2 separate regions of the Homo sapiens genome follow, and region 1 is linked to region 2. Evidence: read pairs that join two places in POLR2A ChIA-PET (ENCODE). Cell type or tissue: B cell. All regions are shown on one strand. Each heading gives the region's core, and the rest is flanking DNA. Links, peaks and the distances in the headings are about the cores only. Region 1 overlaps GALM (galactose mutarotase). Region 2 overlaps LINC03063 (long intergenic non-protein coding RNA 3063).

What was found. Peaks named below come from ENCODE experiments on the same cell type or tissue, not always from the same donor. Only the 100,000 strongest peaks of a DNase experiment are listed, where the experiment ranks them.
Region 1: POLR2A ChIA-PET joins it to region 2 with 7 read pairs; 2 of 35 experiments call an interaction of 5 or more read pairs at or near these places.

The regions. Positions count from the first base shown.
Region 1 is chr2:38,687,490-38,694,564 of GRCh38, reverse strand. It overlaps GALM (galactose mutarotase), which reads right to left. Exons shown (of 7, transcript NM_138801.3): 4 at 4,671-4,752. The region is part of intron 2 of LOC124905993 (a long non-coding RNA gene); the gene reads left to right. Among named protein-coding and RNA genes, the nearest start is that of GALM, 25 kb to the right of the region's middle. RefSeq lists a silencer at 1,544-1,838. In B cell, for the core only: no CTCF peak of the experiment used is centred there; no DNase peak of the experiment used is centred there.
Region 2 is chr2:37,611,746-37,618,820 of GRCh38, reverse strand. It overlaps LINC03063 (long intergenic non-protein coding RNA 3063), which reads right to left. Exons shown (of 2, transcript NR_187223.1): 2 at 5,734-6,648. Among named protein-coding and RNA genes, the nearest start is that of LINC03063, 53 kb to the right of the region's middle. In B cell, for the core only: no CTCF peak of the experiment used is centred there; DNase peaks (open chromatin) are centred at 1,940 and 2,790; H3K27ac peaks cover 2,107 bases.

The DNA of each region.
Region 1 (7,075 bases), core at 2,260-4,759, 1.1 Mb before region 2:
CTCTTTAATTTCAAGAAAACCTCTCCCTCCTTCCCTTTTTCCTTTCCTTCCTTCCTCTTTCTCTCTCTCCCTTTCTTATATTTAATTTAAACAAACTTGGTTTCCTGTTTTCTTTGCAGAAAAGTAGAAATAAATTGAAGGGAGGAAGGAACAAGGAGGAGACAGTGAGAGGACTGGGGAGGCTCCCTGTACAAAAGGTGGCAAAAGAGCTGAGGATTGACAGCTGGCAAAAGTCTGTTCTTTGTTTTGGCTTACTTCTCATTTATTGACTATATGTTGCACTTGGGTATTTATATAGTAAAGAAATTAATTTACTTTTCTTTTCTTTCTTTCCTCACTCCTTTCTGCCTCTCCCCTACCTCCCAAATCTTCTTCTTTTTTTTTGAGACAGGGTCTTGCTCTTCACCCACATTGAAGTGCAGTGGCACAATCACAGCTCACTGCAGCCTTGACCTCCTGGGCTCAAGCAATTGTCTTACCTCAGCCTCCCAAATAGCTGGGACCACAGGCATGCACCAACACTCCTGGCTAATTCAAAAAAATGTTTTGTATTAACAGGGTCTCCCTATGTTGCCCAGGCTGCTCTTGAACTCCTGGGCTCAACCAATCTTTGGTCTCCCAAAGTGCTGGGATTAAAGGTGTGAGCCACTGTGCCTGGCACCAAACCTTCTTGACATCTAACCACATTGTAAGATCTGTAGAGTGCAGGTCTACTTAAGAGCCTGAGTTCTAATACCAGACTACCTTGGTGTGAATCCCGGCTTTCCCCAACTTGTTAACTGGGTCATCCTCTGTAAGGTACTTTAACTCCTTGTTCTATAGTTTTCACATCTGTTAAATAAGAAAAATGAACAGAACCTACCTTACAGGCTTGTGGTATGAATTATTTATAAAGTCCTCCCTGAAATACTAGCTATTATTATCATAAAGCTTCACCTTATCTCACAGATAATCAGTATCTTCTTTTTCTCAATTCAACAAAACCACAGTCGGTAGATAGTGCATATTTATTTTGAGAAGTCTTAATGGAGTATGGCTGGTCTAACAGGTTATTTTCTCTCTCTCTTTTTTTTTTTTTTTTGGAAGCAGAGTCTCGCTCTGTTTCCCAGGCTGGAGTAAAGTGGCGTGATCTGGGCTCACTGCAACCTCTGCCTTCTGGGTTCAAGCGATTCTCCTGCCTCAGCCTCCCAAGTAACTGGGATTACAGGCGCCTACCATCACACCCAGCTAATTTTTGAATTTTTAGTAGAGACAGGGTTTCACCATGTTAGCCAGGCTGGTCTCGAACTCCTGATCTCAAGTAATTTGCCCACCTCGGCCTCCCAAATTGCTGGGATTACAGGCATTAGCCACTGCACCCGACCTGGTCTAACAGGTTCTTGTAGCACGTCTCAGGAAAGTGGCCTTGTGGTTCAGTCCAGCTCTGGCAGAACACGCTGAAGTTTGAGACTGGACTCAGGCACACCTGTGAGTCAGCTATGTGGATCGGCCTTGAGCTCCAGGCCAGCCTGGGGCCACCCAGGGCCACCCTAGGGATTGCAGTTCCACAGAGCCTGGTACAGATCTGACATGGCCCCAATCAACCTCTCCAGGCCCATCCACTCTCTGCCACTAAAATTATGCCCCAAATGCTTTGCTTCAAAAGCACAGCACTTCCCTGGGCTAGTCCTGCTATTTCTTGCACCGCCCACGCTTGTTCATCTTTATCTGGAACACCTTTCTCCTCCTCACTCCCTGGCAAACTTCCACTTTCCCTTCCAGGTTTTATTTAACTCTCATTTCCTCTATCTGGAAGCCCCCTCAGCAGTGCCTGCCCTCTGTGCCAAGTCTCCTAGTTATGTCTATCCTGATATTTTCCAGATTAATGGACACAATTCTGGCTGACCCTTCCCATAGACTGCCAACTCCTAGAGAGCCCAGCAGCACTTCTGAGTGATCAAATGATGGGCAAGCCTTTTGGATTTCTTTCAAAATTAAGCTCATGGGCTTTTGATCAGTGTTAAGAGTCAGATGAGGACCAGCATGGTGGCTCACACCTGTAATCCCAGCACTTTGGGAGGCCCAGGTGGGAGGATTGCTTGAGCCTAGGGATTCAAGACCAGCCTAGGCAACATAGGGAGACCCTGTCTCTACAAAACAGAAAGAAAAAAAGAGAGAAAATCTGGGCTCCTAGAGATTTGTTCTCAGTGGAAAGTGGGCCAGACATGTGAATTCTTACATTCCTAAAGTGCAGGGTAGCAGTTACTACCACCCATTTTTGGAGGAAGTTTCAAAGGAATCAGACAATTAGCTTGTTTCTTAAGGACTTCTGAGAAAAGAGAAAACAATACTACAATTTCTGCTTAAGTGTCACTCGGCAAACAGGTATAACATGTAGGTCTGACTCAAGTATGGATAGGTAGGAGAGAATTACAAATTTTTCATGAGCTCTGAAGTTGCAGCAACTTATTTACTTCAATGATAGAGCTCTAAAGGATTTGAAGAGTTGTGGAAATAGCAGTAAAATGTCATGCTAGGAGCCTCGTAGAATTGGAGAATGCAAGAGAGAGAAGTGGCCTTACAGATCAATTACTAGTTCTGAATTATGAGTTAGTGATAACATTTTCACTGGTCCCCAGAAAACTGAGATACGTTTGGATAATCTGCTATTTATTTTTTTTATAGTATTGGCTCCAAGTGGTACCATATTATTTTTTAAAAAGCTACATAAATTCAACATAAAGAGTTGTTCCTTATTCTGAGATTAAATTTGTTTACACTTTTATGGTACTAAAATATTCTTTCATGAAAAGATGGTGATTATAAATGGTAGTTTGGTCTTTTTTAAAAAAAAAAAAAAACTACTGAAATATAACACATATATTCCCAATTAGGTTTTTTTTTGAGATAGGGTCTTGCTCTGTTGCCCAGGGTAGAGTGCAGCAGAGATCACGGCTCACTGCAGCCTCCAACTCCTGGGCTCGAGAGATCCTCCTGCTTCAGCCTCTTGAGTAGCTGGGACCCCAGGTGCGTGTTACCACACCTGGCTATTTTTTTTTTCAATTTTTTGTTGAGATGGGATCTCACTGTGTTGCACAGTCTGGTCTCGAACTCCTGGGCTCAAGTGATCCTCCTCTGCCTCAGCCTCCCAAAGTGCTGGGATTACAGGTGTGAGCCACCATACCCAGCGAACGCAAGTTTTATGCAGTCCATTAGAGTGCATGTTAAGCCTACTGTGCTTTGCCACAATGATTTTTTACAATCAAGTAAAATAACTTGGCCTTTACAGGCCTTTAAATGCACAAATTATGCCCTGTTGTGATTTTCATCTGATCAACTCAACCGGATAGCATGAGAAGATTTTATAAATATACACAAATAAATATGCACTTATTTCATAACCTCCACTTATAAGCTAATTGATTCACTTTCTTCCTTATCAGTCACAAAACAGCAGCCACCACTATTTTTTCCTTGCAGTTCACAACATATAGTTCTACTGCAGTAATTCTGCCTCTAGGACCAGATGGGCCAGCTTACTCATGCCCTTCTATTGAGTCATGTAAATATCACAAGATGACACATGCTACCAAGACAAACAGAAAAGCCTTTAAACTCAGCCCTGGAGCCAGGAAAATATTCAAAAACTGTGATGCCAAAAATTTGACCCCATTGAGCTCAATTTTTCATTATTATTCCAATTAGTTTTGTAGTCACTATATTTATGGGAGTTCCTAATGCCTGCTGTTACCTGAAGTTGCTGTTGGGTATGCAGGCTCACATGCTTACCTTTCTTCCTCATAAAAAGTTTGAACTAGCAGCCATAAACTCAACCCATTAAAGAGGCCAAAGTGGCCGGGCGCAGTGGCTTACACCTGTAATCCCAGCCCTCTGAGAGGCTGAGGCGGGCAGATTGCTTGAGTCCAGGAGTTTGAGACCAGCCTGGGCAACGTGGTAAAACACTGTCTCTACTAAAAATACAACAGGCGTGGTGGTGTGTGCCTGTGGTCCCAGCTACTCAGGAAGTGGAGATGGGAGAATCATCTGAGCCTGGGGAGGAGGTCTAGGCAGCAGTGAGCTGAGATTGTGCCACTGTACTCCAGCCTGGGCAACAGAATGAGACCCTATCCCCTCCCGCACCGCCCCCCTCCCAAAAAAGCCAGCTAAAACAAAAGCTGTTACCTAGTGTAAGATGAGTATCCAGTAAAGTTATTTAAAATTTTTTTTAACTTTAGTTTCTTTTGCATTAAAAAAATTTTTTTTTAATCTTAAAAAAAAATAAGACGGGGTCTCACCATGTTGCTCAGGCTGATCTCAAACTCCTGGCCTCAAGTGATCCAACCGCCTTGGCCTCTCAAAGTGCTGGGATTACAGGCGTGAGCCACCGCGCCCAGCCCCAGTAAAGTATTATCTTACTCACCATTTTTTAAAAATTTTTGAAATTTTGAAATAATTTTAGACTTACAGAAAAGTGGTAAAAATACTGCATCTCTGTCCCAGCTTTCCCTCATGCTAACATTTTACATAAACACAGTACACATATCAAAACTAAGAAATTACCACTAGAATAATTCTATTAACTAAACTGTAGACTTTATTAAGATTTCACCGCTTTCTCCACTAATGTCCTTTCTTGGCCTCGAGAGCCAATCCATGATCCCACATAACACAAAAAGGTTAAATTCACCAACCTGTAGGAATCAGGGTTTCATCCACAGGCAAATAAGTATCCGCTTCTATGGTGACTTCATGGTCATTTATATTTGGGGAAGCCTGGGAGGAAAAGGTAGGGGAAAGGTTTTCTGCTTAGTCTTATTTCATATATTTGTTTTTTAACTTATCTTGCAAAAATGTTTTCAGGCATTGACAAAAACTTTTAAAATCTTGTTTGGCTGATGGTCATGATTAAATATAATCAACTAAGTGGAGGTAGATAAGGCCTCAAAATAGCAACAGATAAATTTGGAAGAAACTTTCAAGTGTGCATGCATTTTCTTTTCTAAATAGAATATGAAGGTGAAAAGTCAGAGACCACAGTGGTTTGAAAGCCTTTTGGACCTTGGCTTATTAGTGGAGGTGTTTCTTCTATTCTTCTCACTTGCCAGGCAAACAGAAGAGCAATGACTGGTAACCAGGAACACACACATCCTGAGAGGTCAGGGTACTGCTCCAGGCTCACTCCTGGGGGTGCACCTGGCACCCCCCTCTAGCCCAGTTTCCACACAGAGGCCCCACTCTCTGCTCCATGACAGAAGCCCAGGTGTCAGAACCGCAGTCCCTGCTTTTGAGAATTTGCCCACCTCCTCCATGAAGATGCAGCCTGGCCTTTGCAGGGGAGTCAAAGGCTGGTGTACTGGTCAGTGTCAGAAGGCCTGGGGTGTAGTTCCAGCTCTTCCTGAGTGGTCCCAGGGAATTCATTTAACCTCATAGACTCTCATTTCCTTTGGTTTAAAATTGGGCTAATGAGGCCGGGCGCGGTGGCTCATGCCTGTAATCCCAGCATTTTGGGAGGCCGAGGCAGGCGGATCACCTGAGGTCAGGAGTTCGAGACCAGCCTGACCAAAAAGAAGAAGCCCCGTCTCTACTAAAAATACAAAATTAGCCAGGTGTGGTGGCACATGCCTGTAATCTCAGCTACTCAGGAGGCTGAGGCAGGAGAATTGCTTGAACCCGGGAGGTGGAGGTTGCGGTGAGCCAAGATCGCGCGTGCCATTGCACTCCAGCCTGGGCATCAAGAGCAAAACTCCATCTCAAAATAAATAAAATAAAATAAATTTGGGCTAATGATGCCTCTACCTTTTCCAGGGTCCTTGTGAATAACAGTGTAGGAAAGGTGCATTGTGTTGTTTGCAAATCGGCAAATAACTTTATACATGCATGTTTCTAGTACAAATATTATTTTATATTATCAATAGCAACATATTTTAAAGCTTCACACCAGAAGATGTGGAAGGGAAACCAAGTGAGGGCTTTTGCTCAGTGAATGCTCAAAGATGAGCTAAACTAGTGGTTCTCAATTGGGGATAATTTTGTCTCTCAGGGGATATTTGACATTTGACTTTTTTTTTTTTTCTGAGACCGAGTTTCGCTCTTGTTGCCAAGGCCGGAATGCAATGGCGCGATCTCGGCTCACTGCAACCTCCGCCTCTCGGGTTCAAGTGATTCTCCTGCCTCGGCCTCCCTAGTAGCTGGGATTACAGGCATGCACCACCACGTCTGGCTAATTTTGTATTTTTAGTAGAGACGGGGTTTCTCCATGTTGGTCAGGCTGGTCTCGAACTCGCGACCTCAGGTGATCTGCTCACCTCGGCCTCCCAAAGTGCTGGGATTACAGGTGTGAGTCACCGCACCCAGTACACATTTTTTTTTTTTTTGAGACGGAGTCTCACTCTGTCGCCCAGGCCGGAGTGAAGTAGTGTAATCTTGGCTCACTGCAGTCTCTGCCTCCCAGGTTCAAGCAATTCTCCTGCTTCAGCCTCCCGAGCAGCTGGGATTACAAGCGTGTGCCACCACACTTGGCTAATTTTTGTATTTTTAGTAGAGATGGGGTTTCACCATGTTGGTCAGGCTAGTCTTAAACTCCTGACCTCAGGTGATCCACCCACCTCAGCCTCCCAAAGTGCTGGGATTACAGGTGTGAGGCACTGTGCCCGGCCGACTGGTTTTTTTGAGACAGGGTTAGGACAGGTTAGCTGGAAACAGATTCTATGGTCTGAAAGACTGGCCCACACAATCCAACTGAGTAATTCTGAAAAGAAAGGTCAAGATTTTAGAGACCATGAGAATGCATGTCTAAACACGACAGAAACTGGTTTAATTACACCACTAGTAGGCTCTTTTTCTGAAAAACTACGATTCTCTTTTTTTTTTTTTCGGAGGCAGAGTCTTACTGTGTCGCCCAGGCTGGAGTGCAGTGGCGCAATCTTGGGTCACTGCAACCTCCACTTCCAGGGTTCAAGCAATTCTCCTGCCTTAGCCTCCTTAAGTAGCTGGGATTACAGGTGCCCACCACCATGCTAGGCTAATTTTTGTATTTTTAGTAGAGATGGGGTTTCACCATGTTGGCCAGGCTGGTCTCGAACTCCAGACCTCAAGT
Region 2 (7,075 bases), core at 1,595-4,094:
TTGAATTCACTCTTGTCATTTTATCAGGTTAGTCTGAGCTTCAGTTTCCTCTCCTATAACATGGGAATAAAACCAAGCTGATAGGTTGGGTTACTATGATGATTAAAATAATTTTGTAAAGCCTATAACACACTGACTAGCACATGGTAAGTGCTCAATATATGAAAGATATCATTACTATTATTACTAATGAGATAGACTGTTCTACTGTGGCTTCGCCAATGAATGACACTTCCTGATATTTACCCCTGGTAAAGTTCTCTCCTGCGTTGAATCTGGGCTTGATCATGTGACTTGATTTGGCCAATGAGACTTTAGCAAGCGAGGCTTAATATAAGCAATTGGAAAAGGGGTTTGTTTTCTTGGTTAAGCTCCCTCTTGGATCCCAGCTGCCATGTTGTGAGGAAGACTAGGCTGTTCTGCTGGAGAGAAGCCATGTGGAGATGCCCTGGAGGATGAGACACCACTCACAGAGGACACCTGGAGGAGAACTCAGGTGCCCCAGCTAAGCTCCCACTGATGCAGTCAACACCACAGAGAGCACAGGAACAGGACATGGAATTGTGAAAATCATTGTGATAACAAACACCTGGGAAGGGAAAAAAAAAAAAAAACACCAACCCCTGCCACCAACACACACACAAACTTAGAAGTTACCTTCTACCCAACTGATGAAGACAGGCAGGCAATACTAAGTAAGAGCATGGACTTTGGAGTCACAACAGCCATGGGTTGACTCAATTACAAACTATATGACTGTGGGCAGATTGTCTCTAAGCCTCTGTTTTATCATCTATTCGTGAAAATAGCAGCTACTTCATAGGGTTATTGTGAGGAGTTTAATCAAGATAATCCATATAAATATTTAGTTCTGTGCTGGATGCATGGCTAGTGCTTAATAAGTATAAGTGATATCATTGTTTTCATTAAGGTAGAAATAGAAGCATAGCAATGTTGTTCAAAATATTAGGATATCTCATTAAAAACAAGTTGGCAGAGGCCACTGCCCAACTTTTCGACCCGAAGGACGTGCTGAGCAGCTGAAGCCAATCATTGATATTCAGGTCATTTCTGCTATGGTAGCTAACTTAAACAACCATGATTGTGTACACTCCCTTCCTTTAAAGAAAATATTGACTTTGAGTTTTCACAGGTGCTTTCGATTTAATCACTGGGTCCTTTATGCAACCACCTGTCCTTGTTTTTCTTTTCCATGGTGAAGAAGTAATGCTAACTCCTGCAAACCTGAGTTTAGCTCCAGAAATCCAACCCAGGAGAGAAAGGACGTGAATTGCCCTTCGATGCACGTATTATTCCATTCTCACACTGCTATAAAGAACTGCCCGAGACTGGGAAATTTTATAAAGGAAAGAAGTTTAATTGACTCACCGTTCAGCATGGCTGGGGAGCCTTCAGGAAACTTACAATCATGGTAGAAAGCGAAGAGAAAGCAAGACACCTTCTTCACAAGGTGGCAAGAAGGAGAAGTGCCTAGCAAAGGAGGAAGAGTCCCTTACAAAACCATCAGATCTCGTAAGAACTCACTCACCATCACGAGAACCGCATGGGGAAAACCACCCGCATGATTCAGTTACCTTCACCTGGTCTCTCCCTTGACACATGGGGCTTATGGGGATTACAATTCAAGATGAGATTTGGGTGAGGACACAAAGCCTAACCATATCAACCCATAATGAGAAAAGTTCATCAGAGCAAACACATCAAAACCCAAGTTGGGGGATATTTAATTTGCCATGTACCATTAGGGCAGTAGGCACAGTTTCAGCCCTAATCAAAGGCCAGGATTTTACTAAAATCCAAGCATTCCTGGAACCACACAGTCAAAAGGAAGGGGAATTAAGAGACTGTGTTAAGACAGAGGCCTCCAGCAAATGCAGTCAGTGCATATTAGAAGGCACCTGAAAGATACTACTTGTTTAAGAAATCAGGCTTAAGCAGAGGTAGTCATAAACCGCAAACATCTGTTCCATGGCTCATAACCTTGCACATCTTAGGGGAAAGCACAGTGTTACCACTGCTGGCAGCATAAGCCTGCTGATAAGGAATGTCTGGATGTTTTTCAGGCAAATACACTATTCTCTGAGTGATTTGGAAACTTTTTGTAGGGAATTCGTAAAATGGGTTTTTCCAAAATCCTAGAATAGGAAGGATTATTGAGTCGATATTCACAGCCCTTATTGTTTTGCTTGGAATGTTTAAATGCTTTAGAACTTACTCCCTCTGTGTAATTCTTGTCTATCACAATTGGGCCATTTGCTGAACCCTGTGAACTCCTGGCAGGCAGATCCTGTGTTTCTCTAAGGCAGCTCCTCCCTTCTCCCTTCCTCTTGGTAGCTTCTGTCCTGCCCTGGCTCCTTCTGCCCAGTAGACCCTTTCTTATGTCTGCATGTCAGCTCACATGAACTTCCTGAAGTCCCAATCAATATCCCTGGGTACACAGATTGCCAAGGCAACCTCTGCTCAATTCAAAGTCACCCAGAATACTCTCAGTCTAGCAAGTGAAAGGGGAAGATGTGGCTGGCTTAGAACAAAAATAACAGAGAGGCTGGTACCACCAAGCCTCTCTATGAAGCCAAAAATCCTATAAAAAAAGGAAAAGATGACGTGGATGCTGTGACTGCAAAGAAGAAGGCAAGGCCTGAGAGATGCAAGGGAAAAGTGGGCAACCAACAGCAAGGAACAGGAGCAGGAAAGAGAGAGGCTGTCACAGGCTGAGAGAGGGCAAGGCCCACATTTCCACCCACTTCCTCCTCCAAAACCCCGGCAGCATCTCACCAGCAAAACCTCTGCCAGCTCCACACTCTAGCAGCCAGCCACACCCAGGCCACCAACCCTTTGCCACTAGTCGCAAGAGGATGTTAGCTGAAGCCTCCTCTGATTTAAATGCCAGGCCACTGGCATGTGACTCCAAGATGTGTAACTCGTAGTAGGACTGTCAACTTGGGTCATTTAAAAGGTGACCCCACTCAGGGGTACGTTCTGGAAATAGTATAGTGACCTCAGCCGAAAAGGCTAGAAGCTGTAGTTAGTGGGACCCAGCAAAAGAACCTCTTAAGGACCCATAGCCAGAGGAGACCAGCACCAGACCATCCAGCAAGAACTTTCCCTATCTCTTCTTGTTCCCCTGCCTCAGCCCTGGGTCATCCAAGACAACCTAGTAAGTAAAGGAGAATGGTAAACATGCTCCGTAGAAATACAGAAAGTAGGTATGCCTCCCCTCCCTGACTTCATACAAGTTTCTAGGAGAAAGCCAGCCTGCATGGAGGATAACAGGGTTTCTACTCTAAATGTGACTATTACATGGGCCTGGACATTTTAATTTCAAATAAGATATATATTTTTTGTGGCTAGATGTAACTAGAGGACTTTTCCATTATTGTCTAAGAATAACCAAAACGAGGATGTCTTTGTGAGATTTCATTCAAAGGCAAGAGTCAGCAGAAAGGAGCCAAGATGGCATTCGCTGGAGCAGTGATGAGAAAAACATGACTTCATGATCATACCAGATTAAACTCTATTTGTTCAATATATCAGTTAGATGTTCATTGGCCCAGGCACTCTCTGAATCAGATCTGGCCGGGGAGAGAGGACATGGAGAGGCAGCTCAAGCTGGAAGATCATGTTGGTGAAGTTTGGTGACTTCTGTGACTGCTGGGGTAGGGTGACCCTTTCCTTGTCTGCTCCACTTCTGTCCCTTCATTTCTCCAAGATCTCTTGCCTGCTGATGTTAACCAGCTTTTATGACCCTAAATATTGTTAACCACCCACAGGGCCTGAGATCAGATTGTCTTAAGATTTTTCAAACTAGGAGAGCCCTTTCTTCAGAAGAAATTGTTGGAATTTTAAAAGACCAATACAAAGCATTCCTGCCTTACTGGCCTATGTTCAGAACCAATAGAAAGAAGTGGAGATCAAAACGTCAGTATCATTACTGGTAAAGCTACTGGAGACTGTGACTTAGATGTGAGGACCAAATGAGCATGCCAGCATTACATCCCCAAATTAAGCGTATCCACAGCAGTGCTGGACAGCTAGAAGTCTCCTATGAAGGAGTCCTCTCAGGGAAAACTACAGTACAAAGGAATCAAACAGACCAGAATACATGGCCTCTGAGGCAGGCTGTTCCCAAAGCTCGAGGGCAGAGGAGGAGACTGAGCCCACATTCTCAAGCGTCGCTCCCAAGTTCCCCAATCAGGGAAGCCACTCCTCCTCTGGAGAGGAGGGAATGAGGGGACAGAAATGTAAAAACTGCCAAGTTCCCCTTACAGGGAAACAAGAGGAATAGTGACTTAGTGTGTACTTGTTGCTGTCACATGTCTTACTATTAAGCAGATCATTGCTGTACTTCTCTGGTTGGAGAGGAGGAGGAAAGTGATGGCGCATGTGCTCTGTGCCGCTTACCCTATGGTGCATCCTTAGCCAGCTCAGGAGACTTGCTTTAAGCATCTTTGGAAAACACTGTCTTGGGTCTCCTGGCAACAGCACTGTGCATGGACTCAGAACATGCTGCAGCTGTGACTCATTGATACTCTGGTAGATTTCATTTCCGTGGCTTGACATCCAGCTCCCTGAGTGTCATGGGTGCCCACTGCTGCCTCTAGCCCAGCATCTCGCTGCCCCATCAACTCCCATCCACAGCCTGGCCCAGCACAATCAGTAGGCATCTTTGTGCCTAGGAGCTGCACCCTGCCTGTTACCCAGGCCTCCCTGGGGGAAACCAGTGAGGGAAAGGGTGAAGCAAGTCGGCTCCCTCTGCCTCAGCTTCATTCAGAAGCAAGATTCACCTGCCGAGCTCTGACCTCCCCCAGGTCATAATTGAACTGTAGGACTTCTTTGGTATCTAAAACCAGCGAGTTGTGCCTTGCTTTGAACTGGCTCCATATATAGCAATTCATCTACTTGCTTGGTCAGAAGAACGATTCCTAAAAGAGGCCAAAAATAAATGACAATGATGTTTACTGACTGGGGAGGAAGACTTGAAGGCGGAGCTGTGTGCATTCCTATTCTTGGATATTTACTTCCAGGTCCCTTTAAACCAGTAATTTTTAACTTTGGGTCTGGGGGTGGGGCAAGAGAAGGGTCATAAATTCTTTGCATAAACTAATGAAAGTTAGAGATGCTCTCTCTCCAAAAGTGCACACACACACACACACACAAACACTATGTGTATATATATGTGTAGTATGTATACACATATATAATATTTAATATATATGTTACATATAAAGTATATATATGTGTGTGTGTGTGTGTGCATATATGTGTGTATATATACATATAAATTATATATATAAATTAGAGACTCCCTTGAGGTATGTACATACAGACACACACACACACACACACACACACACACACACACGCCAGAATAAGAACCCCTGCTTTGAATCATGCAGAGTTTTAGAACTATATGGGGCATTAAATATAGTGTGGTACAAAACAGGGATTTCAATTGAACTAAAAAAAATATTTTTCTTTTCATAAATTGATATCCTATACTCTTTTAAAGGTTTAAATAAAGATAATAAATAAAGACAACGGAAACCACATACAAGATAGGGAGAATTAATTGTATCCGCAACAAGGTTGTTACTGTAAGTAGACTCTTACATTTAAGTCTGAGCTTCTGGGCAGCCAAGATAAACAGAGAAACATCAAGTAAAGCAACCAATTATTAAGAACTATGTGTTAAGCTTTTAAAGAACATGGTCCTTAAGGAGGAAAGAGTGATTTTTATTAAAATATTCAGAGGCTGAAGGCCAGGGCAAGGATACGTGATGGGCTGTGTGTTCCATGCTATAAATGGAGGTTAGGTTCTACAGGCGGCACTTAGGATTTGCGATATAGAAATACATAACATTGCTAATAGGGAAACACAAATAAGATTCAGGAAAAACATTACAAATGATCTCTGGGGAAAATCCAGTTTGTCAGGTGAGGGGCTGCCATCACGAGTCCTTGTTTCAATAGATTAATTGGGTGCATCCAGGAAGAGTCCCAGTCCTCAAGGGAGCCTTCTGGAAGACAACTGAATGCTCTTGGTCAAGTTTTGTCTTGTTGAGGAGGATTTCTTAAGAGTACAAAGATATCACAGCTAAAATGCACTCTCAACTCTTTAGAAGAATCAGTGCTGCTGGTTCTGGAGCCACATCTTGAGAATAAGCTGCTGGATTTACATTTCCCTCAGGACCCTAAAACATCCAGTTTCATTCCAGCTGATCTCTCACATTCTTCAAGGGAATCCCTGGGAATGTACTTTCAAGAAACAAGGCTCCGTCTGCTAACACTGGGATTCAGCTGCTGCTGAGAAGAGACTATTTCCCGCCACCTTCTCTGAAAGCCACTGAAACACAGCGGGCCTGCTTGTTCCTTAGCCACCTCCACATTTCCACCACGAGTAAACATGTAAGAAATTACAAATAGGAGACAAGCCCTACAGACTGTGAAATTACCTACAGTTGTTCACATTTTTCCCCATAAAATAGTATCCTTCCAGAAATTTGCCTGCAGAGAGGATAGTCTTTCTAGCAGTAATTCCTACCTGCGAGGGTTGCTGGTCCATTGGCATAACAGGACTTCAGGGTACCAGCCAGGAGATCACAAGAAAGATGCTTCTTCAAGTGTCTGCTGCAGTACAAAATAACACCTACTGAATATCATCCAAGACGCACATCTCTTTAGAACGAGAGCACATCAACATGTTTATTTAACAAGCACTATGTAGTGTTTCCCATATACCAGGCCCTGTTCACATGTCACTCTTTTGCCCCTTTTAACAACCTTCTGTGGAGACAACCATTATTATCCCCATTTGACAGAAGGAGACATTGAGGCCCAGAAAAGGTTAGTAGCCCATGTTACTCTGCAAGTAACAGAGGCAAGATTTGAACCCAGGCAGTCTAGTTCCAGGGACATGTTCTTATTCACTATCCTAGTGGTTATGTAACTTCAGCCTGTATCAGAATCCCCTGAAAGGCTTGTTAAAATGCAGAAACTGGGGCCCCATCCCTGGAGATTCTGGTTCAGTAGGTGTAGGGTCGGGGTCTGAGAATTT